Linked DNA regions of Mus musculus: regions 1 and 3 are each linked to region 2. The links are chromatin loops, found by intact Hi-C in ENCODE. Cell type or tissue: left cerebral cortex. All regions are shown on one strand. Region 1 overlaps Ntrk3 (neurotrophic tyrosine kinase, receptor, type 3). Region 2 holds the start of Ntrk3 (neurotrophic tyrosine kinase, receptor, type 3). Region 3 overlaps Ntrk3 (neurotrophic tyrosine kinase, receptor, type 3).

Region 1 (5,000 bases), 290 kb after region 2:
AAAAAAGTCAAATGACACTTGTGGCTTTAGAGGAGGGGTGGTCAGGACCCCCATTCAGCCATGGACAGGGGTTAAGAAGCAAGGGGTGAGGCTGCCCACAGGTATGCATTCTAGACCTGTGCCCTCCCCCCAATCAAGAGCATCATAGCAACTCAGAACACACCACCAAGCCAGACTTTGGTAAGTAACACTGGGGAAAGCCTTGGTGCAAGACCTACAAGGCCAGCTTGCCTTTAAAGATTTCTTTCCTTCTGTTTCTGCCACCTTTATGTTTTCTGGAACCATGGCAGCTAAATGAGGCTTGGTTCTGCCTTTGGGAACTGCATTGGAGCAAGTAGCCTTTTCCCTTCAAAATATGCTTTCTTGCCTCTCTTGACGTTGAAGTTCATTTGCCAGTGAGAAGGACAAAGACCTAAGCTGACAATGGGTAAAGTCACTTCAATGCTGTCAGATGTGGCCTGGCAAATTTCCTATTACAAACTTCTGAAGAGCCACTAACTTCCTTACTCTGAGCACATGCTAGCTGTGCTGTGTCTGTGTCCTTGTGATATGATATGATATGATATGATATGATATTGTAAGGCTTGCAGTGGTATTTGGCAAAAACTGGTGAATCCTGGTCCCCTTCTCAAATTGATTTCTCAGGGAAAGAGAAGGTGATGACTGGAGGCAAGAGCCATCTGCATCCTTATGGGAAATATGACTTGGTCTCAGACACTCAGGTACTTAAAATACCCTTGAGTTTGATGGTACAAGGCTCTAGCCTCTGCAACAGGAGGTTTCTAAGCCCGCAGCTGTTCTTGCTGCTTTTCATGGAGGAGTAATCACAGTCCCACCTGATCAAAATAAGAGCACATCTGTGACCTGAGGTCAGTGTCCCATAGGCCAATCACTAGTCCTAGGGAGCTGGAAATCCTAGAACACAGACTAGATGCTAACTGGATCGATCACTGTGTGCACATCAGTATCATCACCTTCCTGCTGATAAGGTGGAAGAAATAAATCTGCAAGCAACTCTTTGGGAGTGTTATTTCTGAAAGATCAGTTTGGCTAAAAAGGTATAGCCAGAGCCTGTGGAACTCTCTGGATATCTCTATCAAGGTTCCATAGTTTTGCTCAAGTTCTTTACTTGAGAGGAAGCTGACTCTGAATTGACCAGTGGGCCCTGGAGTCTGGTTTTTCCCAGTCAGTGGGCACCATGGGAGGTGCCATCATTACAGATCATATTTTGGAATTTCATGGCTTAAAATTTTCAATCTGTATCTAAATGATAACAGAATGCTTCAATCTTTATGGTTGTCGATTTGGCATTTCTTGTGACCCTAACAGACATTTGTGGGTTAACACCCATGATGTCAAATAGCCAACTTGCTTAAGAAGAAGACCACAATGGCTACCATAATCATTTTATTGGGTCAGCCACTTCCCCAACTGTTTTTCCACATGGACAGTTCAGTTTTTTGGGCAAGGCTTCAGCTGCCGCAATATGGCTCTTCCTTAATTTGGAATTTCCCAACCTGCAGAAAAATCATTTTCCCATTTCAGTTACTAGATAAATGATGTGAAGATCATGTGTCTCTCATCACTGGCGCTAGCAGCACCCCCTTTAAGTCTATCAGATTCGAAAGATTCATCAGATAGCTTTAGAGAGCATCACACGGCTCATACATGTCTCATCCCCAGGTTCACACTGTACATTAGGATATTGAAGGCTCTGAAAACCCCTGCTGTAAATAAACCTCGTTATTCTGCAAGTTTTCCAACATAATTGAACATAGAGCATTCTTTACCTAACATCTATTAGTACATTCCACACACATATTTCAGGAAACACTGGTTATTGTGTAGTTAGAAGCTTTTGAAAGAGACCTAAGAAGGATGCTTCATCAGTGACCTGTTGATGTCAAAGATATCAAGAAAGGACCATACCTCACATCTCTACCCAACAGGAGGCTCAGTCCTCCATATGGTAAGTCCCTTCACAAAGGAGCTTGAGACTTCTCTAGCATGAGCCACTCCCACAGACTGATGTCACCTAGTGGTGGCACACAGAAATGAAGATGGGAATCCCAGTCTCGGCGTTGCCACTAAGCAAGTGATGTGGGGTAAGTAACTTAATTTTCCTCATCCTGTATTTGTTTCAGTATCTGACAAAAAAGCCTGACTGACACCCATGTAAATAACCTATTCTACAGGCACCCTGAATGCCATGTCCCAGTACGCCACTGCTGACTCCTGGCAGGGAACATCTCTTGGCTCTTGGGGACTCTCTGGTGAATGTACTGACCCCATGGCATGGGAAGAGTGTGAGAGAGAAACAGAAAGCTGTTTTTGTGCATAGGGATCAAATGGTTTCTCTGGGTGAGGAAGGAAGCCAGTGTTTGGGGTTTAACAGACCCTTCCTGTCACCTTTGGACAGGGCCAAGCGGGAGTTTTCAGCAAGATTTTCCAACTTTGATTTCAAGGAGGCAGCTCTGCCTAACAAATAGTCTGAAATGTCAAAGAATAAATGTTAAAGCTTGAGAGGTCGCTCTCCAGGGAGTTGCCTGGGCTGGTGAGGGAGGGAGAGGAGGGGAGGAGAGAGAGAAGGACACAGAAGAATCCTCTACATAAAGATTCCAACTTGGTTTTGTGATATTTAAGAGAAAAGGAAACTGAATTATTTATAACGTGGAAGATGGAAACAGGCTATAGAGGAGTGACGGGCACGGGGATGGGAGTTTACATTCCAGTATTTGGCTGGTAAAGCTTCTTTTTGTCCTTGATGTGCTATTGGCCATTTTCTGGGTTGTCTACTGTCACGACACTGTAGAAAACCAACATCATCTGATACAGGGGTTGGACGAGGCAGTTTCTGGAAACAACTACTGTGAAAAGCATGGATGCCATTCCCTTCAAGGGTCTGAAGTATGTGGTTGGATAGCCCTTCGCTGTCTCTCAGCTTCCAGTCTGTTCTTCTCAAGGCAGAGATTCAGGGGAGCCCATGTGTGCGTGGCAATCCTCTTGGTCTTGGCCTGGACACCAATACATCCAGGAAGGTCGATTTCACCTTTCAATTGCTTCATCTGAAAGATGATGGAGACAATTCTCCTATGCTTCTTCTGTGACTATCAAGGATGCCATGTGATATTTGCACTTTGTAGCATAGATATAAGCTCTCTATTATATGAGGTGAGAAAAGAGGTGAAGAAAATTTAAAAGAAGAAACCAAAAGCAACAAAAGGATTGACAGTCAAACTGGACTGGATGGGGTATCTGGTTTGTTTTGGTCAGTGATGCAAAGAAAGCCTCTTGGTGATAATTACACATTATGATTCTATAACACAGGTAATGGAACCCATCAAGTTTTAAAGTAAGAATGGCTTCAGGAGCTCACTCTTCCCTTTTCACAGCGGGCATGAATGTGTCCTTTGTCACTTTCCTAATAACACTTTCTGTGTGCTCCTGACATGCAGAGAGAGAAAAACAGAGCTAAAGTTTGAACACTTTGTGGTTAGTGAAGTGGAGCTACTCCAAGTGTAAATCAGATCATGAGTGAGCCTCCAAACACAAACAAGGATCACTGTGTTTGGGGTGCTTGTGTTTTGTTGAAAATAGCAAATGCTTGCACTTTTCCCCCTTAGACTTGTTTTGATCCACCTTGATGAGCCTAGAGAACATTTTTTCAGCTAAAATATCACAATGACACTCCAATTAGAAACTCTGAGATGCACTTATTTCTACAGTAGCTTACTGGAGTCTCTATAAAGATCTTCCAAATAATTTTCATCCAGTCCCCACTTTCTACCACATAGTAGTTTAAATCAGCACCCGTTGACTTAGGAGCTCTTATACTCTTAAAAATTATTGAAGTCATATCTGAAATTAGAACAAAAAATGTCTGTACCCATGAGCATGCACAAAGCTCTCAGAGTGATGTCACCACCAAGTAATGAGGGAATGTACTAGAAAAATTTCACATGTTACATAGCAAACTGAGGAGGGTCTGTCAGCTTTATAAAATCCCATTGATAAGAGCAGAGTCAGTGAAAGGTTGGAGATGTAGAGAGAGAAGCTATTGTGTATTATAGTTTCCATTACAAATTACATTTGGATTTGTTTAAGGAATATGCCAACCAGCAGTGTTTAAACCAGCCCTTATACAAGTAAGAGGATTCATTAGAGAGGATGGAATATACCGTAGGTTAAGTCTATGTGGTACCCAACACACCACCCCACAGATACATGTCTCATCATAGTTTGCTGTGGGTAACAGTATCCATACCTCCTATGATACATCATTTGTATAATAGAGGTGAGAACTACCTTAATATAGTTATGATAGACTCTTTGTTACTAATATTTCACAGTCTCACTATGGGAATAGGGTCTCTAAGAATGACTTCTGGGGGCTCAGTGGTAGTCATTACCTGGCATGTACAAGAGACTGGGTTCTGTCCCCAATATCAGAGTTTAAAAACCAACATTTGGGGGGGCCCTAAGTAGATACTGGGTCACTAATTCATCCTTCAACCACATGGCAACATCTTCTCTGAGGTGTATACTCTGTTGCTAAGTCAAGAAGTTTCATTTTTTTTTTCAAGAGCCTGATAGTCTACTGCAGTGACTTTCAACTGATGGCCAGTTTTATCCCTTGGGGAAATGTGCATAGAGACCTGTTTGGTTGTTATAACTTAGGATGGGTGGTATGCTCCAGCTTCCACTGCACAAAGAATAATGCCAGCCCACAACATTAACAGTGCCAAGATTGGCAAGTTTCAGTTTTATGAGAATGTAGAGCAGTATTCCTTAGTATTTTGTTGTTGTTGTTGTTTGTTTGTTTTTTTTCGAGACAGGGTTTCTCTGTATAGCCCCGGCTGTCTTGGAACTCACTTTGTAGACCAGGTTGGCCTCTAACTCAGAAATCCGCCTGCCTCTGCCTCCCCAGTGCTGGGATTAAAGGCGTGCGCCAACACACCCAGCAGTATTCCTTAGTCTTGAGCAAGAGAGACTTGTATCGT
Region 2 (5,000 bases):
CTTTGATGCTCAACTTGTCCACCTTCACAGATTCATTTTCGGCATCCAGATTTGGCTGAAGTTCTCTCCTTGGCCTCCGACTTTATGAATAGCATTGCATGTTCTCAGTCTCTTGCATGGGCACCTCTTCTTCTAGCACATGACGAGGTCTGTCTCTTCCAGCACAGCTCTTCGGAACAACAAGTTCTTGGGAGCCCAGGCCTCCCACCGTCCCCTCAGGTGTTCCTCAGAACTGCCATTCGGGACCATTGCTCCTTTCTCAGCTCCCACTGAGAAACTGGGTCCTAAATCGGCTCAGGCTAGAAAGCTGTGCAGCATAGCTTCTCGGTTCAGACTGATATTGTAGGAGTAAGGCATAGTGGGTGGAGTAAGGTGTAGGAGTAAGGCAATATTTAGGGTCTGGCCTCCATCCCAGAAATATGGCCACTGGCTCAGAAGTGTGGAGCCATTGGAAATGGGGATGTGGCAAGGTGAAAAGGGTGATCATTGTGTGTGTGTGGGATAACGGGGGAGTCTTAGAAAGCACTGGTTGTGGGGTCAGCACACTATGTTTTTTTTGCTTCCTGAATTTCTACTCCCTTCCTAGGTACAGGGACTTTGAGCTGCTTTGAATCCTTCCTCAGAAGTTATGGGCATTCATAGTCTGGAGCGGATTTCTTTAAGAAAGAGACATGTGCTTGATTTCTGTAGATAAATGGGGAGCAGAAGGAGCTCCGTGCCCTGTTAGGCAGCCCTGTCTGACCTATACGGTTGGAGATTTCCTTGGAACCTTTGGAAGCCCTTGGCATCTTCTTTAAGCCCTTGCATCTGCCTTGCTGGGAAAGCTTTCTAAGTTTTACATTTTGTACAGGGAAACAAACAAACAAACGTTGTTCCTTCTTGTCCCTTCTTGGTCAGCAGGGGGTTGGAGGGTTGGTGTGCACTCTCCAGCTTCCTCATTTAGGAAACTCCATCTGGCAGCTGAGAAGATGGGGACAGATTATCCTGATTGTCTGGATGCTGAGATGAGTCATATGTCCAGGACACAGAGGCCACATACTGGGAATTCAGGATGATATGACAAGTCCTTCTTCCCTGTCAACCAGGACATTCTCAGCAAGATGACAGCATGGTTTGAATGCCCTGGGTACCTGTTGACTGAGAGGAGAGTGTCTGTCCCAGGGACTCTGTCCTAGCCCCTTACCCATTTCTGGCTTACTTTGACTGCTTTTCTGTGGCCTGTAGGCGTTTCACTGATAGTGGAAGTTTAAAGATCTCCTCTCTCTCTCTCTTTCTGTGTGTGTGTTCATGTTTATGCACATGTATGTGGGTGTATGTGGAGTCCAGAAGTTGATGTCTGGTGTTTTCCTTGCCCTATTTTTTGAGACAGGGTCTCTCACCGAATCTTGCTGGCCAGCTAATACCTAACACCAGAGATCTTCTTGTCTCTACCCCCAGCAGTGCACACTGCTAAATAAATCCATTTTTTAAAAACATGGGTGCCGAGTCTTCATGCTTGTGTGATCAATACTTTATTGATGACAGCCATCTTGCCAGCCCCAAAGTTCTGTTTTTGCAGGCACCCAAGACACTCATTTATTCTAACTGGATGCTTCTGGGAACCTACATGGAATCCCTGTTCCTTTCTAATGAGTCCCTTCATCCAAGGCTTGTGGAGAACCAGAGATGATTCGAGCTGTAGGGGCTCTGAAGCTGCCCCCACCCCATGCCTGTCAATCACCTAGGGGAACTTCTTAAAATGTTTGGTTTGGGAAGTCTCTGATGAGGTCCAAGGAGTTGTATTATCTATTACAAGCTGGCAGGGACTGTGGATGTCATCAGTTAAAGGAGAGCAAAGACCTGGTTCCATGTGGTCATTTCATGGATTTGAAAGCTGAGGCCCAGAGTGTAAGTCTATTTGTTCATGGTCATAAGTAGAACTCTGCTCTTTCCACTTGCATTAAAAAAAAAGAGCCTTCTTCATTTTTAAGCTTTACTTTCTAAGTGGGCTCAGAGCTCCTAGCACCTTACCTTCATCCTATCCACGGTCAAGAATGAAAGACCTTTTGTCCAATCAGAGTCCCTTGCTTCACAGCCTGAATTTTCACTCTCTGAAGAGGTTTCCAAAGTTTTGCTTTGAAACCCGACTTATGGATAGCATCCTTTCTTTGCAGGCAGTAATAAAAATCGTCCTTGTCCTTAAAAATGGGCGGGGCACCCTTTAAGACACAACTATGCTTTCTCCTTGTTGGAGCTCTACTAAATCCCCTCAGGCAGTCAGCTATTCTGTCTCCCTGGGGTAGTCTGGGAAATGCTTCCTATTTCTCCTCTGCTATCTCTCAAGAGAGGCCAAGTTCCAGTGTCCTGGCTACACCTTACTCTCCCTGCCTCTCAGAGAACCCTAAAGTCACTCAGGATGGCACTTGAAGTGTCAGGGAGATTCCCAATGGACAAGGACATCAGGGACTGGCCTGAAGCCAGTAGGTTCTGGTTTGAGAGTCTAAGGCTGTCTCCACTCTGTCCCCTCCTGCTGGCGGGAGGGCAAAATGCCATTCTGGGGACAAGGCCATCATGGCGACAGGGTGTAAAAGTCTCACTGGGGCAAAAGGAAGGCAGAGTGTAATGAGAAGTCGGGGAAAATGCCTTTTATAGGCATGCTCTTTTCTTTTCCTCCTTTCACCCAAGTTTACTCCCAGCAAAAAGTGTTACTGCAAGCCATCGGGTCTGTCTGTCGGTGGCACTAGGGGCAGGCTGGTGGCACCGCAATACCCCTTCCCCCCATCTTGCCTGCAAGTTGCATGACCTGCATTGGAATCCACAGGGGGGCGGGGGAGAATCCTTTCAGATCCTGGATGCTGTTGAATTCAATGTATTTTGCTTCCTTGCCTGCCCTCACCCAAGCTCGGGGAGGAGAGCGCTGCTTTCTTCTGCGTGTGAATGCTGTAGTGTGTCTGCCTGCTCGGATTCCCCTAACCCTTTCTTCTCCTTTCCCACAGCAAAATCTCAGGCTTTCTCAGGAAATAGCTCGCATTTGGCATATTTACATTTGCATTTTATTTTTAAAACAATCCTATCAAGGCAAAAAGCGGGGGCTATACTTCTCTCCCCATCAGGTCTAAACTTGCCTCGAAGGCTGCACCTGTTTTGAGCCCCTACCAGGAAGGGGTGTTTGTGGGGGAGGGAAAGAGGAGGTTCTGTGCCCCCCAAATCATCCGGAGAGAGCAGTCCGCCCACCCCCTCACCAGGCTGCCAGCTCGGCGCACCCGAGGGCTGAGCCCAAGAAGCTGGCCTCCGACGGTGCTGGCGTGGTGCTTGCCAAAAAATGCCCTTCGCATCTCAATTTCCTGGCCGCTTCTTTCGCATGAATCGCTCGCCCTGGGCCACCTCGGTTCTCCAGCGCAGTCCTGCAGGCGCTCCTTCCCTCTTTCTCTCCTTCTCTGGTCCCTGTTTGTCCAAGGCGGAACCCATAACGCACCGCCAAGAAGGAGCAATAGGCTCAGGGGCACTCAGTGTGCCATGCCACGCAGTCCCCTCCCAAGCTGAGCCCAGCTCCCGGGACTCTTGATTACCCAAATGAGTGTCATTCAGATCTAGGTCTGCACGTCTGCGGCCGGCGTCCCTGGCTGCCTCGCTCGGGTTCCTGTGCGCTCCTGATTCCCGTCACTGTCCGTGAGCCCGAGACCCTCACTCAGGCTGGGGAGCATCCCGGGTCACCTGGGCCACGCTCATTTCGCTTCCTCCTGCGGAGGAGATTGCAGCAAAACCGGGCAGCACGAGGGCCAAAAAGTGGAAGGGAGAACGCCTTTCGTGTTGCTCAGTCAGCTTGCCAACTCTCCCTCCCCAACGCCGACCCTCGGAATCCCAACTGCAACTTTTCCTTTCCGTCTCGTTTTCCCCTCGGCTGCAGCGAGCGGGCGCGGGCGTGGAGCGGGCGGGCAGCGGCGCGGCTGCGGGTGGCGGTACCGGCGAGAGCCGAGAGCCGGCGAGTGGGTGGGTGGGTGGGGAAGCAGGAGGGAGAGGACGGGCGGGGAGAGAGAGGGGTGTGGGGAGGGGAGGGAGGGGGAGATTCCGCTCTCCTGCCTCTCCCAGCCCGGGCGGGGGGCGGGGGGGGGGGAGGAGGCCGCGAGGAGGGAGGGGAGGAGGGAGGGAGGGAACCGAGGAAGACGCTCCGATAACCCGTGCGTTTCGTAAGGCTCGGAGCACTTGTACATTTCTGCAGGCGCGTAGCGAGCCATTCGCCGCGACTGCTGCAGCTCTGACTGCATCTTCCTTCTCCTCCTTCCTCCAGCTCCGCGCGTGTGTATGTGAGTGTGTGCGAGTGTGTTTTGCAGGTGTGTCCGTTTTAATTCTGCCTAGGAGGTGGGACTTGGTGACTTTAGCACCATCTTTTTTTCTTTTTTTATTATTATTTTTGCCTTCCCACCGTCTGTTGTTACAACCCTGCAAAGTCTCGGAGTCGGAGAGCGCGCCTCGTTTCCAGAGCTTCTGGACCCCGCAAGCCGGCGAGCGCCGAGCCGGCCACCATGCCCGGCAGACCGCGCCACTAGGCGCTCCCCGCGGCTCCCACCCGGTGGCGGCGGCGGCCGCGATGGTTTCCGACGCTGAAGGATTTTGCATCTGATCGTTCGGCGTTTCAAAGGCAGAGGCCCCCCTCCCCCTTCCCCCCTCCCTCGCTGTCTTTGTTTCCTTCCCCCCCTGCTCTCCCCACTCCCCCCACCCCACCCCCCTCTCCTCTCCTCCTCCTCCTCTTTTTTAGAAGCAGCGATCGGAGATGGATGTCTCTCTTTGCCCAGCCAAGTGTAGTTTCTGGCGGATTTTCTTGCTGGGAAGCGTCTGGCTGGACTATGTGGGCTCCGTGCTGGCTTGCCCTGCAAATTGTGTCTGCAGCAAGACTGAGATCAATTGCCGGCGGCCGGACGATGGGAACCTCTTCCCTCTCCTGGAAGGGCAGGATTCAGGGAACAGCAATGGGAACGCCAGCATCAACATTACGGACATCTCAAGGAATATCACTTCCATGT
Region 3 (5,000 bases), 310 kb after region 2:
TGATTCCAGATGGCTTTCCCTGGGGACTTCCTCTGCTCTTCACTCTTGGCTCTAGCAGCCACTGCTTAATGAGAGCCAGAGGCGTTCTCACCACAAGAAGGGTCAGCACGCCACACAGACAAGGAAGTGGGCATGAATGGACAGGTGTGGTGTAGTTATGGAGGTGATGGCAGGAGCTACACAGTCTCAGTGGATAGCTGTACTCACATCAGTACAGTTCAGAGGATAGATAGCACCTGGGAGCAGGGACACATCTGAACTTCAGCTTCCCTTGCTGAACTTGTGTCAGGAGACGTGAGCTGGAATTTGCCCCAGAACAGACAGTCCTTTCTCTGATCCTCTGTCTTCACTGAGCCCAGAAACAGCAGGGTGTCTTGTGTATTTATTCATCTTGGTTAGAACACATTGTCTTTGTGTCCTATGCTACCACCTCTAGTTTCTGGGTATGCATGTGCCCTGGGGCATGACCTATGTTCCCTGCTTCTCAGCAGAGCAGACCACAGAGGCTCTTTGTTTGGAAGTCTGAGGTGTCAGATATAAAGGGTTCAGATGTGATGCTCACACCTGTCCTGGTTCAACAAAATCTTTATTCTTCAGGCATGTCTTGGAGTCAGGACATAAATATGTCTGCTCTTCGGGGCTTGCTGGATCCCTTCCCATCCCCATTCATTCCTTTTAACTACTCCCCCAACTTCCCTTCTTTGTTTCTCTTTGTAGTGTTCTCTCTGCTTACATCCATGCTTCAGATGGGACTTTAATTTATTCATTTGCTCATCAATTATTTAGTGAGTTTCTTGTGTATATTGGGCACTGTGCTAGGCTTAACTGATGGCCTCCAGGAACATTTGACAGTGGTCTTTTGACTTGAATGCTTTAGGGATGCTTTGCAAAAGCATATGACTACAAAGTTGTGAGAGAAGCCCAGACCTATGGAATGAAGACAGCAGGAAGGCTGACAGCAGGAAGATCTGAGTGCTTAAATAAACAGGACTGAGGATATTACCTTTGTTACCTTCGGGTAGCAACAACAATGAACAGCACTGGGGTTCAATAGCACCATAATCCTTCCTATATAACTGGTATCTCATTTGGTTAGTCATTTTAAAGAGTCCCCAGAGTTCTCCTTTTACTTTACAGCTTCAGAAGTATGTTCTACAAAGGTCCTTGCTATTGCTTCAGGTGATCTTACTCTGAGAGTGGAAACCATCCAGGGACTGTCTTGTAAAAGTTGATATTTGAACAGTTCTCCATGCTATGACCCCATGACTATCCATGAGAAGGTGGCTAGGTTAGTTGCAGACCATAGCATAAAGCCTGCCATTAGCCAGAGAGATGCTCATATATAAGACCACATAGAACAACTGAAGATTCTTGGAGAGACAAAACCAGAGGGCTAGAAGAAGTGTGGGGGCAGCAGAAGTACCTTCCATGGTAAGGACAAAGGTCTTGCCTTTCTGGCAGAATGTTGCCTCTCCATGACTTAGTGCTGGACCTCTTTTTTCTGCCACTTCAAAAACTCACAGTTGGAGCTCTGAGAAAGTTATTCTTTTCTGCTTAAGGACATTCCATTTCATGTGTAATTAAATGTGTGGTATTGAATTAATGTTTTCTTCTGAGCCTTTTTTGGCAGCCTGAGACCCTAGGGTCTGGTTAGTGCAAAGAAAACACACACTTCTCAGGGATACTCCCTTCCTCTCCCTCTTTCTTTGTCCCCTCTCTCCTGTCAAGAACCTCCCAAGCCCTTCAAGTGCATAGCAGCCCTATGCTGTGGCACATCCTGGCTAATGGCAGACTTTATGCTATGGTTTGCAATGAACCTAGTCACCTCTTCTGGACAGTCATGGGATCATAGGATGAAGAACTGTTCAAATAATAATTTTTACAAGGCAGTCCCTAGATGGTTTTCACTCTCAGAGTAAGATCCCCTGGAACATCTGCTCCTCAGTGGATCTCTGAATTTGGGACTTTAGTGCAGTTCTCTTGAGACATGTTCAGGTTATGGCAACAGCGCTGGCAGAGACAGGGTCTCTGTGCCTTCATGGACACCATTGTTCTTTTCTATGTAGGGATGCCAACTCAGGGCTCAGGGCTTCTCTGTGGAGGTGAGGGGAACCTGGCAAGGCTGAAGAATGGCAACTGTCTGCTCACACATTTTGCCCTTTCTATGGTTTGTTATCTCTGGTTTCAGTTGCAGTCTAAAAGTATGAATATTTGTCTTGCCTCTCTTAATATACCACACTGGCTAACTCTTATCACTGTTTGTTATTCTAATTATTATGTCATTAGGGTTGTCAATCTCTTGTTCTGTCTAGTGTATGGATTAGACTTTCCCACAGCTGTGTTTGTACAGGAAAAAGCCAGCTTCACCATTCTGCAGGGGCTCTTGCAATTTATTCTTTGCGGAAAGGGGGCAGTACTGTACCAGACTTTGCAGTTTAACAGACCACCTCTGATAGCTAAGGGGTCTTGGGCAAGCCTCAGCTCCCTCTTCTGGAGTACCAGAAGAGCAACAGGCTGTATTTCACTTTAGAGAGAGCTTGATAAAGATGAATGTGAAGGAACATGCAAGTGCTTACTTAGTCTGCCTTGGATAGGCACTCAATCAATGGAAGTTATTTTTATTATTAATAAGGGAATAAGGAATATCTCAAAGTTAAAAGAGGCAAGCACAGAGTAAAAAAAGGGTCCATGAGACAAATATCCAATGACTCCAGGAGCCAGTTGGGAATTGAGTATTAAAATGAACCAACCTTTGTGGCTGCCCTGGGACTGGGAGCTGTTTCTGAGCCTCTTATCAGAGGTAGATGGTGAATATGTTTCTGAGAACAACAATCAGCTTCACCTAAGGTCCTCTGCATGCGAACTGAGGCGCATGCTCATTTTAGGGGACCAAGTTTGTAACTTTACTTGCAGTGGTCAGAATCACCATAATTTAGATTTGCTGATCCTGGGGTTCTGGTATATCTCTACGGATAAATACCCATCTTGAGGAGGTGGCTGTCACTGATTTTTGATGTCTTTATTCCGTTGTCTGACCAACCTCCTCCCATATACTATTTTTGACTCCGATAGAGAGGAAGCTAAATGTTGTGGTGGCAGACTGAGGCAGACTGAGGCAGACTGGTGGTGACCCTGAGCAACCTCAGGCCATTTTCTTTTCAGAGACCATTATCATCCTTCCTTCAATTTCTTCCCAAGCCACTGCTTTGTTTGCACATAGGCTAAGCTTTTAGGATGCAGATCTTACAGAGAGAGACAGAAGCACACTTGTCAAATGCCAACTTTAGTTCATATGCTTTCTACTAACTCCATCACCTAAATAAACTTTTTATATGTGCCCATGTATGTGCATATATATGGAGACTGAAAAATCAACATTTGGTGCCATTCTTCAGGTGCCATCCATCTTTGGAGACAATTTCTCATTGGCTTGCAACTCCCTGGTTAGGTTACACTGGCTGGCTAGTAAACCTCAGGGTTTACCTGCCTCAGTCTCTCCAGCACTGGGGAGCCCAAGTGTGACCTGGCACCATCAGCTTTCCTCAGGTAAGTTCTGGGGATGGAGCTTAGGCCTGGGGCTTGTGAGGTAATCATTTTAATGACGGAGCAATCTCACCAGGCCTATAATCTAAAATTTTAAGTCACTTTTCTTAATTGTTCTGCCAAGTTACTATCCATGGGCCAATTTACCAATCAGGATCTCGAGGCTTGGAGAGAGAAGACAACTAGGAAATGTCAGAGCCAGGATTCCAATACAAACCTATTTATCTGCTTGTTTTTATCTAAAATCGTTTCTCTTTGAGTAGTATGATAATTTTAGTGGATTTTGATCATTCTTCATCCCTGGGCTCCAGAGTGAAGCAGTTTCTGGCTCCCCTTTCTTTGTGAACAAAGAGGGACATTGATGTCAGTCTCTGTGGGTCCAGCCACATCTGATCATCCAGAGTCAGAAGCTGCGTGAGTTGCAGTAGGAGTTTCAGAAATGTCTCTCTCAATATTGTCAGCTCCCAGCCTCAGATGAGGAAGCTCAGGAAAACAGATAGAGACAATCAACAAACCCAGCCAACCCACTGGCCTCTCAGGGAACTGAATGCTTGAGGCCCAGTTTGCTGTAGATCTATAAGACCCTGCTCTAGTGAATCCTACACATGTGGAACTGTGACTTGGTTTCGAGCTGCAGAGGGAGGATTCTGCAGGGAGTAACTGAAACTCGGGGTTCATTTGTGTTGGATTAATCATTTGTCTTGTGGGAACCAGAGGATCTCCAGGTGGCCTCTTCTGGTGAAATCCCATCAGGAGCTCTCTGGAGAAGAGGAATTTGAGATGAACTATGGCAGAAAGTTCTAGTAACCCTTTTCATTTCCTCAGACCCCTTTCCATTAAATAGCACCCCTTCTCTCTCAGCAGCCCTTTCTCGATGGACTTAGGACACTCCCCCTGTTCTCCACCTACACATTTCCCCTTTCTCCTCCTCTCCTTCCAACATTCCAAACCCTGAACTTCCCAACATAGATGCTTCCCGCCAGTCCAGCCAGCCATGCAGTAAGGAGACTGATCAATACTCTTTTCTCTTAGGAGAAGTCAGCATCTTTTGGCTTGTGGGTTGGTTGGATGGCTTCAGCTGTAACAGCTCTGAACTTCATGACAGGAATTAAAATTAAGCAAAGAAGGGGCTCAAGTAGACATATGGACATAAAAAATGAAACAGTTCACTCTAAGCCAGTCCTTCAGGGTTCCTCAATTCCATATTCTCAGAGCTTGGTAGGTTCTGAAAGGCCTCTTGGGGGAGGCTCCTGCTCCTGCTCCTGCTGCTGCTCCTGCTCCTGCTCCTGCTCCTGCTGCTGCTGCTCCTGCTGCTGCTATTGCTGTTCTTTCAAATGGAACAATACTGTAAAAGAATCCCAGGATGACTAGTGCAGGAGAATTAGGGATAGTTAATATTTGGACAGGACCATTTTGGTGACTATAGATGAAGGAGCAAGAAAGGAAGGGCTGTTTGA

The links. A loop is a pair of places that touch in the nucleus more often than their neighbours do. Peaks named below come from ENCODE experiments on the same cell type or tissue, not always from the same donor. Only the 100,000 strongest peaks of a DNase experiment are listed, where the experiment ranks them.
Region 1: it touches region 2 in a loop (2.7-fold over the local background); 8 of 42 quality-filtered maps call a loop at or near these places.
Region 3: it touches region 2 in a loop (3-fold over the local background); 3 of 42 quality-filtered maps call a loop at or near these places.

Annotation. Positions count from the first base shown.
Region 1 is chr7:78,291,549-78,296,548 of GRCm38, reverse strand. All of the region lies in intron 12 of Ntrk3 (neurotrophic tyrosine kinase, receptor, type 3), which reads left to right. Among named protein-coding and RNA genes, the nearest start is that of Gm39038, 280 kb to the left of the region's middle. In left cerebral cortex, a CTCF peak has its summit at 2,040; a DNase peak (open chromatin) is centred at 2,039.
Region 2 is chr7:78,577,534-78,582,533 of GRCm38, reverse strand. It overlaps Ntrk3 (neurotrophic tyrosine kinase, receptor, type 3), which reads left to right and starts at 4,696. Exons shown (of 17, transcript NM_008746.5): 1 at 4,696-4,998. The coding sequence starts at 4,751. It overlaps E430016F16Rik (RIKEN cDNA E430016F16 gene), which reads left to right. Exons shown (of 11, transcript NR_015542.2): 11 at 1-1,468. In left cerebral cortex, CTCF peaks have their summits at 2,512 and 4,517 (motif pointing right); DNase peaks (open chromatin) are centred at 3,206, 3,817, 4,275, 4,486 and 4 more places; H3K4me3 peaks cover 2,499 bases; H3K27ac peaks cover 2,576 bases.
Region 3 is chr7:78,265,092-78,270,091 of GRCm38, reverse strand. The region is part of intron 12 of Ntrk3 (neurotrophic tyrosine kinase, receptor, type 3); the gene reads left to right. Among named protein-coding and RNA genes, the nearest start is that of Gm39038, 310 kb to the left of the region's middle. In left cerebral cortex, a CTCF peak has its summit at 2,436; a DNase peak (open chromatin) is centred at 2,415.